2 separate regions of the Homo sapiens genome follow, and region 2 is linked to region 1. The links are chromatin loops, found by intact Hi-C in ENCODE. Cell type or tissue: PC-9. All regions are shown on one strand. Links, peaks and the distances in the headings refer to the core of each region. The heading gives the core; the rest is flanking DNA.

Evidence for each region. Peaks named below come from ENCODE experiments on the same cell type or tissue, not always from the same donor. Only the 100,000 strongest peaks of a DNase experiment are listed, where the experiment ranks them.
Region 2: it touches region 1 in a loop (7-fold over the local background); 2 of 110 quality-filtered maps call a loop at or near these places.

Annotation. Positions count from the first base shown.
Region 1 is chr5:56,753,146-56,760,821 of GRCh38, forward strand. No RefSeq gene overlaps it. Among named protein-coding and RNA genes, the nearest start is that of MAP3K1, 59 kb to the right of the region's middle. RefSeq lists an enhancer at 3,567-4,068. In PC-9, for the core only: no CTCF peak of the experiment used is centred there; a DNase peak (open chromatin) is centred at 4,156; H3K4me3 peaks cover 437 bases; H3K27ac peaks cover 1,138 bases.
Region 2 is chr5:56,486,589-56,494,264 of GRCh38, forward strand. No RefSeq gene overlaps it. Among named protein-coding and RNA genes, the nearest start is that of LINC01948, 8.7 kb to the left of the region's middle. In PC-9, for the core only: no CTCF peak of the experiment used is centred there; DNase peaks (open chromatin) are centred at 2,883 and 4,493; H3K4me3 peaks cover 869 bases; H3K27ac peaks cover 2,932 bases.

The DNA.
Region 1 (7,676 bases), core at 1,219-6,218:
GGGGAGGGGAAACAGAGTTGATTAGATACTCCTAGTTGAGGTTTGACCTGGAATCACAGGAAACAATCCTGCCGCTTTACAGAAAAGACAAGGGGTATGAGGCTTTTGTTTCCTCTCTCAGTGCTGAGGCACTGGGCATTACAGATCCACAAGTCAGTTTTGACCCTTGGCCAGACAGGAAGCCCCATGAGGAAAGAAGCTTCATTGGCCTGTTCATTACCATCTCCCCAGCACCTAGCTCAGTGCCTGAAGCCTAGCACCTGCTCATAGTATCTGTTGGATGAATGAAGTCTGCTGTATCTGCATACACATCAGCCATTTCTTGAAAATAGGATTGTTTTGAGATTTTTATGCTGGCCAAATGAAACCTCCCTCAGTATAGGAATATTAAAGAAACCTCAGGCTAGCAGAAGCATAATAATAACTGAAAATAATAATCATAAATCATGCTGCTATAAAGACACATGCACACGTATGTTTATTGCGGCACTATTCACAATAGCAAAGACTTGGAACCAACCCAAAAGTCCAACAGTGATAGACTGGATTAAGAAAATGTGGCACATATACACCATGGAATACTATGCAGCCATAAAAAATGATGAGTTCATGTCCTTTGTAGGGACATGGATGAAGCTGGAAACCACCATTCTCAGCAAACTATCGCAAGGACAAAACACAAAATACCACATGTTCTCACTCATAGGTGGGAATTGAACAACGAGAACACATGGACAAAGGAAGGGGAACATCACACACCAGGGACTGTTGTGGGGTGGGGGGAGGGGGGAGGGATAGCATTAGGAGATATACCTAATGCTAAGTGACGAGTTAATGGGTGCAGCACACCAACATGGCACATGTATACATATGTAACAAACCTGCACGTTATGCACATGTACCCTAAAACTTAAAGTATAATAATAATAAAAAAATAAAATAATAATCAAAGAGGTTTGGATTTGGGCTTAACTTTAGGCTTGACATTCATTGGAAGAAGTCACAATATTGAACATTTTCTAATGGTAAAGACTCTAGGGATTGATGCCTTGGCTGGGAAAGTGACATCCTCCAGCCATGTACATTCTCATACCTCATGCCAAGATGAACTGAGATCGAAAGTGACAAGACCTACCTGAACCACCTCTAACCAGATACTCTCAGCAGGGGCTCAACTCTCGTTCCAGTCTTGCTTGTTACATTTTGCTGTTGCCATTAAAGGGTGAAAGGATGATCCAGGGAGCAAGCAGATTCCCTTGTTACTATTTAGCTTATAACCAAATCTCTAACTCTTTAATTATTTTCTTGATGCATTTATTACAAGAGAGCTTTAGTTCAAAGGTAGCAGAGCTTGAAAGTTAGATTTGTACAAAAATTTAAAAAGCAGCTTGTTTTGCCAGAATTATCTATATTTCTTCAGACCAGCACGTGGCTGTGGTAGTAGAAAAGGCAGGGTCTAAATAGGCCCTCAACAGTCCTTTATTAGAACAGAAACTTCTCTAGGCTGATTCTTTGTGTCCTAATAGGCTTCAGTATATGACAGAAACAAGAGCTAACACCTGCAAATATTTATTATGTGCCAGTCACTGTCCTAAGCACTTGACCTGTATTAACTGAGAGAATCCTCACAAATCCCTATGAGGTATGTGCCATCATACCTATTTTACAGATGAGGAAAGGCAGATACAGAGAAGTAACTAACTTGCCCAAGTTCACACAGCTAGGAGGGGAGGAACGCAAATTTGAACCCAAGCACCTGGCTCCAGAGTCTGTGCTCTTAACTGTGGTCAACATGAACACTAGCTGACAAACCCCACGCTGCCTGGCATAGATTCCATGGTGTATGCTGGCAACAGAGGAACCAGAGCTAAGCACCAATGGGTAAAGAAGGAGCTGAGGAACAGAAAGCAAGTTTAAGGTATTTTTTAAAAACACACACACATACGCATGTGCATGTGTCTTTATAATAGAACGATTTATATTCCTTTGGGCATATACTCAGCAATGGGATTTCTGAGTCGAATGATATTTCTGTCTTCAGATCTCCAAGGAATTGCCACACTGTCTTCAACAATGGTTGAACTAATTTACACTCCCACCAGGAATGTATAGGGGTTCCTTTTTCTCCACAACCTCACCAGCATTTGTTATTTTTTTACTTTTTAATAATAGCCATTCTGACTGGTGTGAGATGGTATCTCATTGTGGTTTTGATTTGCATTTTTCTACATGCCTGTGTATGTTCATTGCATCACTATTCACAATAGTAAAGATATGGGATCAACCTAAATGCCCATCAGTACTAGACTAGATAATGTGGTACATTTACACCATGGATGTAAGAAAATGTGGTACATTTACACCATGGTACATTTACACAGGACATGGATGGAGCTGGAGACCATTATCCTTAGAAAACTAATGCAGGAACAGAAAACCGAATACTGCATGCTCTCACTTGTAAGTGGGAGCTAAATGATGAGAACACATGAACACATAGAGGGGAACAACACACACTAGGGCCCATTGGAGGGTGAAGGATGGGAAGAGGGAGAGGATCTAATGGGTACTAGGCTTAATACCTGGGTAATGAAATAATCTGCACAACAAACCCCCATGACACGTGATTACCTAAGTAACAAACCTTCACATGTACCCCAAACTTAAAAGTTTAAAACAAATCATCTTTATTATTTCTGACTATAAACATAATATGCTCATTGGAGAAAATATAGAAAATACTCAAAAAGTATAAAAAATCAAAATCAAAAATCTCACCTGAGTTTGTCTTTTACCCCTACCCACAGGTCTCATTCATTCATTTGCTCACCTCTTCTACCACTAATTCACTATCCATTTGCCAAGTTTCATGCATGGCTCTGTGGAACAAGTAATATTGTACAGTTCACATAAACTAACCCAGCTTGATTAGCTTAGAAGAAGTAATAAAGGATATGTAAGAATGTCTTATCTACAATTCAAGGCAAATTGTAATTAAAAGTAATACAAAAGAGGATGTTTAGGGCAGTGAAACAATTCTGTCTGATGCTGGAATTGTGGATGCATATCGTTATACATTTGTCCAGACCTATAGAATGTACAACACCAAAAGTGAACCGTAAGGTAAACTATGGATTTCGGTGATAATCATGTGTCACTGTAGTATGTTCATCAGTTGCAACAAATGTACTACCGGGTGCAGGATCCCGATGGTGGGGAAGGCTCTGCTTATGTGTGTATGCAGGCAGGATGCATATGGGAAATCTCTGTACTTTCTGCTCAATTTTGCTGTGATCCTAAGACCTTTCTAAAAGATAAAGTCTATTTAAACCAAAAAAAAATTCTCTTTTTTTAAGTAATAGAAAGTTAAAATAATGCTTTGTGAGTGTTTACTGTGGGCCACACAGAGTTCTAAAAAATTCTACATAATTAACTCATTCAATCCTTACAACAACAGAATGAGGTGAGACTATATTTAAGTCCCCCTTTTATAGATGAGTGAACCAACATGCAAAGAAGCTTACTAACTAACCAAAAGTCACTCAGAGAATGTGGTAAAGCCCGAATCCCAACCTGAACAGTGAGCTCAAAAACCTCACTCCTAATCTTGTCTCCTCAGCCTCTGTGGAGGTTTGGGACAACTAAGGATGGAGGGATCCCTCAGGTGAGGGAAGGTGGGGTGGGAAGTGGAATTTCCAGTGGGGAGGGGGTGGGGGAGCATCTGAGGTGGATGAAGAGTGAGCAGTAGTCCTCCTCTTTCCTGTTCCTGAAGCAATACAGAACCTTACAATAGCTTGCGTTGGAGTGTCTATGGGGGCTGAATGCTAGATTTCGGGTCACTGGGCCCTTCCCAGAAAGAACAGTACCGTCTGAAGCGTGCCCCTCACTGCTAAGTGCTGTAGATCCGTTGTGTCTTCAAGCCAGAGATGGAGATGTCTGTGTTCAGTTGGTCACCTCATCCCGCACCTCCCTCTTCCTTCCCCTCACAGCCCTATCTCAAATCACTTCCCAGCAATGACTTGCCCTTCTCCCTCCAGGGCTGTCCCTGCATTCCCCACACCCTCCCGGCTGGCACCTCTGCCCAGGCTGTGGTTTGGCCCCGGAGGTCTGGACTGGACAGGGACAGCCTGAGCTGAACCTCAAGGAACAGGAAAGTTCAGTGTTTGCCTGAGGCACAACGAGTCATTCAGCAGTCACTAACTCTCGCTCCTTAGCACTCCATCCCCCTGCAGAAACCTTCCCAGGGGACATGGGGACATTTAGCCCTATTGAAGAGACTAGCCTCCATTGGCCTACTTTCTTCCCTCACACTTCCTTCAAGGGGCTTTAGCAAGATTTATTTCTGACAGAAATGTCTTTCTGTAGACTTGTAAATATTCAGTCACTTCACAAGTTTGCTTAAAACTGTACCAAACTGTATTTTATTCCATTTTCAAAAATGATCTGTGGTAGCCTGACTTCAAAGTTGGCTGCCTTGGCTGGGCGCGGTGGCTCACGCCTGTAATCCCAGCACTTTGGGAGGCCGAGACGCGTGGATCACGAGGTCAGGAGATCAAGACCATTCCGGCTAGCACGGTGAAACCCCATCTCTACTAAAAATACAAAAAACTAGCCGGGCGTAAGTGGCGGGTGCCTGTAATCCCAGCTACTAGGGAGGCTGAGGCAGGAGAATGGCATAAACCCGGGAGGCGGAGCCTGCAGTGAGCCGAGATCGCGCCACTGCACTCCAGCCTGGGCAACAGAGCGAGACACCATCTCAAAAAACAAAAACAAAAACAAACAAACAAACAAACAAAAACAAAGATGGTTGCCATCAACTGCTGCCCTCTTGTAGACACATGCCACTCTTCCATGGAGAGGGGAGGCTGCTCCTGCACACCCTCGAAGCTCAGCTGGCCGGTGACTACTCTCAACAGAAGATACGGTGGAAGTGACATTGTGCCAGCTCCAGGCCCTGGTCTTTAAGAGGACTGACAGTTTCCACTTCTTGCCTCTTGGATCCCTGAGAGACACGGAAGAAATCCAGCCACTGTACTGGAAAGAGGCCACGTGGAGGAACACAGAGGGATCACGCATGTGCATGAAGAAGCCATGTTGAATGTCCAACCAGTAAAGCTTCCAGATGGCTCAGCCCCAGACTCCCAAACAAGAACTACTGAGCTCAGCTCATTCAACCCACAGAACCATGAAAAACAATAATATATTATTAAGTCACCATGTTTTGGATTTTTTTATGTAGCAATAAATAAATTATGATCATTCACTTTAACCCACTAATTCTAGGAATCTAGAAAATAATCCGAAATATAATCCAATATTCATGAATAAAGATATCTAATACATATCATTGTTGATCATATTAAAAAAAAGAGAAAAAACATAGGGCAAGGTTAAGTAAATTGTACATATGATCTATTGTGTAACATTTAAATAATGTAAATAATGCTAAGGCCAGGCGGTGGCTCACGCCTGTAATCCCAGCACTTTGGGAGGCCAAGGTGGGTGGATCACCTAAGGTCGGGAGTTTGAGACCAGCCTGACCAACATGGAGAAACCCCATCTCTACTAAAAATACAAAATTAGCCGGGCATGGTGGTGCAAGGCCTGTAATCCCAGCTACTCAGGAGGCTGAGGCAGGAGAATCGCTTGAACCTGGGAGGTGGAGGTTGCAGTGAGCCAAGATCATGCCATTGCACTCCAGCCTGGGCAACAAGAGCAAAACTCCATCTCAAATAATAATAATACTTAAGAAGAGTCTTTAATATCATAAAAATGCTTTCGACTTTTTAAAAAGAAAGAAAAGAAAATGAGTCACCAAATTATGAATTGTAGATGATCTCTACCACATAATATACATACAAGTAGAGATGATTGGAAGTGTGTTTGCTAATGTTGTCAGCATTTTTAACTGGTGGTAAGATTGTTATATTCTTCTTTATAGTTTTCTGGGCTTTTCTAAGTTTTCTAGAACAGGATTGTGTTTTTAGATTTCTTATCATAAAAGTAATACATGCCCATTATTTTAAAAATTCAGACAATTCAAAAGGGCAGAAAGGTAAAGTGATAGTCAACCCAAGGCTACCATTATAGAGATAACCACTGTCAACATTTGAATGTTAACATTTAGAATTTAACATTAATATAAATGTGCATTTTTTAATGTTAGGATACTATATTATTTTATATTCTGATTTTTGTACCTGTTTTATAATCAAAAGAAAATACATCTTAATACAGATAATTGTAACTTTTCTGAAAACATCTCATTGCCTTTTATCCCTCCTGTCATATAAAGTTTGCAGAGATGTGTGTATATGCACGAAAAATGCAACCACAGGAACATACACACCATACTTCAAAATGTATTACACAGTATAACAACTCTGCCTCTAAGCAGTAATTCATATATTAGGAAAGTTGATATTTAGCAAATTAGAGAAAAAGCTTTCTGGTACTCCCTTTCCTCTTATGATAGCTGGCCTGCCGGAAAGGAATCCTTGAACCTGAGCTCCCAGCCAGGGCCCGTGAGGCCTGGTAAGCATAATGGTAACAGGCAGGGCTCTGAGCCAGCCTGCCTGAGTTGGAATCCTCCTTAACTGGTTCTCTGACCTTGGGCAAATGACTGTAAGCTTCCATTTCCTTATCTAAAAAACAGGTAATTCTACTAACAACCTCAAAAGGATGTTGTACAGATCGACTTGGGCAGTCTATATGATGAGCTTAGCATATTCAGTTAATATCTAGGTGGTAACAATGTCATTATTCTTTCTTTCCGGAAAAGGCTGTCACATTTGATTTGGCATGAACCCCACCCAGACAACCAGCATTTAGTCTTTGCACATATTCTGCATACCTTGTATTAAAATACTTGAATTTAGGAAAAAGAAAAAAAGATCAGCAGCCACTATACAGTATATAGTACTGTACCATAGTATACCATAACATCATAATAAATAATGTTCTACAGTCTATTTATATCCCATGATAAGTATTAACAAAGTTTGGAAATGGAAATAAAAGATTAGCATTTAGGTTTGTACACATTTTGTCAGGCATTAGATATAATAGCAGCAAGAACAGGAGGACAAGGGAAGAAATGAAGTGCGGCTCTGATGTTTGCATACTTTCCATATGCCAAGCAGCACGCTCAGGGCAGCTGCAGAACTGAGTCCTCCCTGTAAGCACTATTACCCCTGTTTTACAAATGAAGAAACTGGGGCTTAAAGAAATTAAGTAACTTGCTTAAGGACACACAAATGGTCAAATAGACTGAACTAAGATTTGAAGCCAGTGTGTTTGATTCCAAACCTCTGAGCTCAACCCTAAGGATAATCTCCCTAGCAATTCCATAAAGTAGGTATTACCTTCAACATGACCCAAGTTAATACCTCAGGGGGTTTCAATGTTGGAATTCTCAGTTCATTCCCTTGTACCCCACATATAATTATTTCCCTGCTCAGAAGCTGATTTCATTGCTACTCGTTAAAATTACCTGGACAGGATTTTTTAATATACCAATCCTTTCCACAGAGATTCTAATGTACTAAGTCTAGTGGCCAAGGGCCCATTGGGTGTAACGAGCCAGGATGAAGCAGCACTGGCCTCCATGGTGCTGAGGCACCCACTGCTTCCAAGGACACTCAAGTAGTTTCCCCAGCCCTTTGCCTCCCCAGGAA
Region 2 (7,676 bases), core at 1,855-6,854, 270 kb before region 1:
ATGGATGCCAGGCCTGGCAGAGGTCAGGCTGACAGCAGATGTCAGAGGTGGTAGAAGCCAGAAGGGCCAGGGACAAAGTTTAAGGCTGTGGTCATAAAGCAGAATGTCTAGTCTCTGCACTGATGGGTCCCAATTTCAGAGACAGGTGGAGTGGTTCAAAAATCTCAATTGCTTATTAAGAGAATAATTGCTCTGGAAGTCATCATGCAAGGTGGCTGAAATGGGGGAGTGTATTAATCCATTCTCACACTGCTAATAAAGACTTACCCAAGACTGGGTAATTTATAGAGGAAAGAGATTTAATTGACTCACAGTTCAGCATGGTTGGGGAAGCCTCAGGAAACTTACGATCATGGTGGGAGGGGAAACAAACATGTTCTTCTTCACATGGTGGCAGCAAGGAGAAGAGCTGAGCACAAAGGGGGAAAGCTGCTTATAAAACCATCAGATCTCATGAGACATTCAGTATCACAAGAACAGCATGAGGGTAACCACCCCCATGATCCCACTGAATCCCTCCCATGACACATGGGGATTACGATTATGGGAACTACAACTCAAGATGAGATTTGGGTGGGGACAAAGCCAAACCATATTAGAGAGTATGATGTTCCTTCACTGGGAACCAGTGGTATTTCTGGTACTATGCAGGGAATTTCAGTGTATTATCTCATTTAATTCCCAGAACAACTCCATCATGTAAGTTTTATTAAACTCTTTTCACAGCTGAGGAGACTAAGGCTGAGAGAGGTCTCACAGCCAAAAAATATCAGGACAAACATATGATTATGAGTTCATTTGACTTTAAAGTTAGGAGGCTCTCCATTAAGCCATATGGCCCAAAATAAGACTGGGGTCTCTTATCTCAGAACTTTGGACTTCCGCCACGGACTTTTCCTTCCAAAAGAAATTTTTAAATTGCTATTGATATATTATCCATTTTTCTTAGATTTAGTCCCAATAGGACTAGTGGGAAGTTGGAAAATTCCTATGGGATGGTGTGGCTCTTCCTCTGACCTTGTTTAAGACACGCTAGTGAGAGGTGACAACCTGCTAGCAGCCCTTGCTCGCTCTCAGCACCTCCTCGGCCTCGGCGTTTGCTCTGGCCACTCTTGAAGAGCCCTTCAGCCTGCCACTGCACTGTGGGAGCCCCTCTCTGGGCTGGCCGAGGCTGCAGCCAGCTCCCTCTGCTTGCGGGAAGGTGTGGAGGGAGAGATGTGGGTGGGAACCGCAGCTACGTGCCTCCTGGTGGGTGTGAGCTCGGCGTGCCCTGCACTCGGGGCAGCCAGCTGGCGCCACCGGCTCGGGCAGTGAGGGGCTTAGCACCCAGGCCAGCAGCTGCGGAGGGGGCGCTGGGTCCCCCAGCACTGCCAGCTCGCCCACACAGTGCTTGAATTCTTGCCAGGCCTCAGCCGCTGCCCCCTGCTCCGTGGCTCCTGGTCCCAAGGGCTGAGGAGTACAGGTCAGCAGCGAGGGACTAGCGGGCAGCTCTGCCCGGGGCCCTGGTGCGGGATCCACTAGGCGAAGCCAGCTGGACTCCTGAGTCTGGTGGAGACTTGGAGAACTTTTATGTCTAGCCAGAGGATTGTATATGCACCAACCAGCACTCTGTGTCTAGCTCAGGGTTCGTGGATGCACCAATCAGCACTCTGTATCTAGCTTATCTGGTGGGGACTTGGAGAACTTTTAAGTCTAGCTAAAGGATTGTAAGTACACCAATCAGCACTCTGTGTCTAGCTCAGGGATTGTAAACGCACCAATCAGCACCCTGTCAAAACGGACCAATCAGCTCTCTGTAAAACGGACCAATCAGCTCTCTGTAAAATGGAACAATCAACTCTCTGTAAAATGGGCCAATCAGCAGAATGTGGGTGGGGTCAGATAAGGGAATGAAAGCAGGCTGCCCGAGCCAGCAGCGGCAACCTGCTGGGGTCCTCTTCCACGATGGAGTTTTGTTCTTTTGCTCATTGCACTAAATCCTGTTGCTGATCCCTGTTTGGGGCCGCACTGCCTTTATGAAATGTAACACTCACGGAGAAGGTCTGCAGCTTCACTCCTGGGGTTGGCCAGACCACAAACCCACCAGGAGGAATGAACAACTCCAGACAGGAGGAACGAACTACTCCAGATGCACCACCTTAAGAGCCTTGACACTCACTGTGTAGGTCTGCAGCTTCACTCCTGAAACCAGCCAGACCACGAACCCACCAGAAGGAAGAAATTCCAGACACATCATAACATCAGAAAGAACAAATTCTGGACACGCCATCTTTAAAAACTGTCACACTGCGAGGGTCTGCAGCTTCATTCTTGAAGGCAGTGAGACCAAGAATCCACCAATTCTGGGCACATTAGGGGAATGTCTCTGCCTCTAGGCCATTCAACAGACCATGGGGTGGGGAAGATGCAGGCTTGTCCTCTACCCTGTGACTGTCTGGGCCACCTAAGAGAGGTAGCCTGGAGGAGTGGCCAGGAGCAGAAACTTTGGCATCACACTGCCTGAGATGATACCTGCTATTATTTACCAGTTTTGGGGCCTTGGATAAGGTATGTGGACTTTCTATGCCTTATTTCTTTCATCTGTAAAATGGGGTAATAATACTACCTGCTTCATAGGATTTTGAGAGAATTAAACCAGTTAATATATGTAAAGGGTGTAGAGGATTGCCTGGCTCACCGTAAGTAGATTGAGCATCATTATTAATATGCTTCCAGGAGCCATTTTTCCTAAGTCTTGGATTTAATAACAACCAGGGACTGAATAACAACCAGAATCCTGGAACCAGCTACCACTTTTATTGAGCACCTAATCTCTTTGCTAGGAATGCTTTGTACGTACCACGTGTAACCCATAGAGATGTTAGATAAACATTATTATCTCCATTCTACAAACAAGGAAATGGAGGCATCGAAAAGTCAAGTGACTTGCCCCAGCTTACATGACCAGAAGGTGCCAAGCTGGTGTCTGAATCTACATCAGTCAGGCTACAGGGTCTCTCCACTGGCTCAGCTACTTCTCCAACGCTGGGTTGGTGGTTTCCAGCAAAAGTCATCTTTAAACATAATGTCTTTTTTTAATTTTTCATTGTATTTTTTTATTTTTTTGGAAGAAATGGGTAGTTAAAAAGTAAGCAGTGTGACTGTAATCAGATGTTCTCTAATTTGCCCCTTTGAAAAGAAAATTAAGGTGGAGGAGCATTGTCATTTAGTAGGAGCTGCTGAGGCCAGACAGTGTCCACTCTGGGCTGTGCATCGCCTTCCTGGGAATCTAGCCTGGACTGACTTAACCTCAGCCCACATGTACAGTAACCAAGCAAATTGAGGTCGATGACCAAGTTAAACACATTTTCATGGATTCAGGACCCTTGCTCTCAAAAAAGAGGTTTAAAATGATATTGATCCAAACCTCTTTGTTGTACAATGTTCTGGTACAGGAAACTGGTGATGATGATAGTGATGGTAATAATAAAAATGACAGATGGCTCTCTTATAAGAGCTTATGGAGGGCCAGGCACTGTGCTGCATGCTTTACACATATCATCCCATTTAATCCTCACAACTGTCTTTTAGAGCCCCTTTTATGGATGATGAAATTAAGACTTAGAGAAGGACAGTCCCTCATTCAGGTCACATAGTGACATGTGGAGTCAGGATTCACATTCCTGCTGAACTCCTAAACTCCTAAGGTTACATGCCTTCTGCACTCTTTGAAAAGGGTCTTTCTTGACCTAAGTCAAAAAGAAACATGCAAACTCTAGTTGTCCCAAAAAGAGATGGAGTCACCTATTCCCTCAACTCCAAAAGTCACTTGAATTCTGCCTTGAATTCTTGAACTTTGGGAAGAGATGGCAGGTTCTACCTGAATCTCTCAAACACTTTTAAAAGTGGAAGAATTATAGCAAAATATCAATTATTGACAAATGTTCTAATTGTCCTTGAATGTTCGTCAATCAACAAAGTCCTACCTAAATAGGTTCTCTCCTTCCTAATAGATCCTGGGGTAAGAGTTAAGCATTCTAATTTGCTCTTTTGTTCTGAGTTAGCTGGAAATTTTGCCACCAGTATTAAAACAAGAAGAATAAATTTATATGTGGAAACACTTTTACTTCCCAATACTCTAGAGTACTGTTACAATGAGACAGCAAAGTTATCCGTTTATTCATCCGATCATTTAATTGACATTTATGGAGTGCCTAGTATTTTCTCAATACTGCGCTAGAGGTGCTGGGAAGAGAGAGATAAAAATAAATGATACTCTCTTGTTCTCAAGTTGCTTGCAAATTTGCATGCATTGGTTCTAGTTTGGATTTTGCCAAATCCAAGGAAAAGGATCTTCAGCTGGTCCCGCAAAGCAAGCTCCAGAGAAACTCAACCGCAGAATTCCATTACTTGTATAGCTTTCTGGGTATGAAAAACAGTAAGAGGAACTATCACAACTCTAGGGTTTTTTAAGGCATGAATCATAAACCAGATCAACAGGTATGGTGACGGGCTTGCCAGTTTAGCAATTGTCTCTATAAAAGGAGAGAACTACTTGATCAGAAGGAAATGCCAACGCTCGCCCCCACCCCACAGCCCTCCCACGTGAAGCTCAACCTCTCAGAGTGCTGTTGAGATGCTGTCTGTTTTGTTTTGATTCCAGCTCCCTCTCTACCCAGCTGAGCCACATAGAGAGAATGAAGCCTGCCATTTTGCACACAGTTTTGCCTTTGCGGCTGTTTATTTTGCTAAGACTCTTAAACCTGTCAGCGAAGCGGTTTCCAGCCCAGTCTCTGTGGTAATAATCTCCCTTTCTAAGAGATAAGCACCCCGAGTGAGACAGATTGGAAGACAAACTAACACACCAAAGTTGCTGAGTACACACGACTCTTTAAAGATGGCCTCATTCACTACTCAGGCTTTATTAACTTCAAAAAAGAAAAAGAACAACAACAAAAAAGTCGAGCTTGGAGGTTTCAGAAACTCCCTAAGAAATTACTAGAAACCCCTCAGTGGAAAATGCCAATGCATGCACACATGTCTGACCCAGACCCACATTTCTTGCAGTACAAGGGCTGATGGAGAAACATCAGCAGGGAAGACCTGTTGGGGAGCTGGAGGGACAGGACCTCTTGACAAGCCTAGAGTTTACTCAGACGTCCCAAGTTCTGAGATATAAACCAAGTTTTATCCCCAGAAAACCAAACCAAACACTCAGATGAAAAAATGCCACTTCTCAATTTTCTAAAATCAAATTAAATCTTACTTTGCATCCCCTTTTCTCCAGGGCAGGAAATTTATTCTTGGTCATTAGGAAGGAACTCCTTACCAAAGATAATGCTAGATCCTTTTGGCAGGGTTCTTGTCCATCTTCCATGGCCTGTTTAGAAGTCATTGAACTTTTTTGTTTTGCTGCTTAAATCTTGATTTTATTCAACTGTGGGACAGCAACATACTCAGGGAAGGTGGGCCCTTCCCCAAGCTCAGGCAAATGGAACGTGGTTAGTTTAACCTGAAACTGTGCAGCAAACCTACCTTTCCTTCCACCTGCAGTGTGGGATGGGCATGTGACTGTGGATTTCTGGGATCTTCCATAGGGTGGGAGTGACGCAGGGCAAGTGAGCCCCCAAGTGGAGCTTAGCCTATAAGAGTTCTTGGCTTTGCCCAGGAAATAATTCAAGGGTGGGCCGGTGGTAGGGTAGAAGAAAACAGCTTTGTTGAAGCGGCAGTGTCACAGCTCTGTGACTGCTCCTGCAGAGCAGGGTTATCCTATAGGCAGTGTGTCCAGAGTAGCAGCTCAGTACAGTCTTGCAGTCATATTTATACCTGCTTTTAATTACATGTAGACTAAGGGGTGGTTTATGCAGAAATTTCCAGAGAAGGGGTGCTAACTTTTGGACCATCAGGCCATTGGCATGGAAAGAGTGGTAATTCCCTGTTGTTGCCATAGTGATGGTAAACTTACATGGCATGCTGGTGGGCTGTCTCATGGAAAGCTGCTTCTGCCTTGTCCGTGTTTTAGCTAGTCCTCAATTTGGTCCAGTATCCAAGCCCCACCTTCTACCTCAGGAGGAGAGTGTGAGAGGGGAATTTCCTATTTAATTAAAACAAAGGCATGTGAGGCAAAACTCCATTCTTTCCTTCCTTTTGAGCACATCCATGTGAGGCACGATGCTTGGACCTGCAGCAGCAGCCATCTTGTTGTTAGGAGGGGAAAGGAGAGCATCACCAAGAAGCCGCAGCCTCCTGACAGTGTTATGTTGCTGAGGTTACCTCTCTGGAACCTCTTGATGTGTACCATGAAGAACCCTTGATGTTCAAGGCTGTTCTAATTGGGTATTCTATTACTCACTAAAAGCAGCTTCCATTATACAATCTTTGAAGTCCTGAACACTGAGGACAGTGTGGTCTTCTGTGGTCCACCCTGTGGTTTTCCATCCGTGCTGGTCACCACTGATAATGTCTGAGCCCTCATCGTCTCCTGTGCAAACGTGCTTCACTGTTTTGGTGCCAAACGTGAGTAAGGTGGGGGACCTCTGCTGACGATTGCCCCCCCAAAGCCTAGTGTTCAGTGTCCCTGGGGCACCACACAGCCACTGCTCAGTCACTGTCCTGGGCTGCATTCAGGAGCCCACAGGAAAGCTCCTGCGTGGCAGTAATGCTGCGGTGACCTTGCCTCCAAGATCAGCTTGGGTGAAGAGGTTTTGATGTTGTCAGGCCTTCCTACGGCTTTTAGTAATAGGCAGTTGTCACTGGTAACAGATTCTCTGTCCTCAATTCATTCACTCAAAGCTAAGAAACTGGGTCCTGAGGCAACAGTCGGACCAGGCTTTAAAATGACCTCTGGAAATTTGAAGTAATGGTTTGGTTGAATAACTGCCTAGAAAAACACTGGGTTCTCTCCCTCCGCTTACCCCACCCACCCTACTCCATTCAGGATCTGCACAGCCACGAATCTGTTATGCGGATGCATTTTCAGTGCTCCCTCCCTCTTTCACAAGATATCTCCCCTTCAAGGACTCTCCCAGTGGCCAAGGACTTAAAAGCAAAAACAAACTGAATAAAGTTTCCATTTATCTTGAAAAGCTAGCCATCGAGTGGATTAAAGGGAGATCGAAAGACCTAGAAAGGTAAACCAAAGGTTAAGGATTCTTTTCTCTCCACACTGGAACTTCTTCATGTTACAGTTGATGGTCCATGGCTCAATAAGCTATGAGCCACTTCTGGTTCCTCAGAACGGTGCTTTTAGAAGCAGAGCTGTTACATGTCAATAAGCGTAACATTTGCCTGAAGAGCTTTTTTGGTTTAAAAGCATGTTTCTGGAGCCTAACTTCTTGCGATTCGAATTCCTCAGGCCTGGGATGGGGCCTGGAGAACTTGTTTTATGTTCAGCCAGCCCAGGCCATACTGACTGAGTAGTTCCCGAGTCCACACTGAGATACGCTGTCCTGCCCCTTGGAGCCAGGCATTTCATTTGGTCAAACGCAGCCTCCACCTTCTTCTCATTATAAGTAGCCTCTTAATTAAAGAAAAGAAAAAAAAAAAAAACAGAGTTAAAATAGTTCAACCTGAGGTTTTGCCAAAGCACTCAGCAAAAATGTTTGTTGATTCCAGAATCTAAAACGCTAAATGAGGGTCAAAAATGAACCTCAAATTACATTTGAGAGGAGACTTCCTACAGTTACTCCATCTTTTGT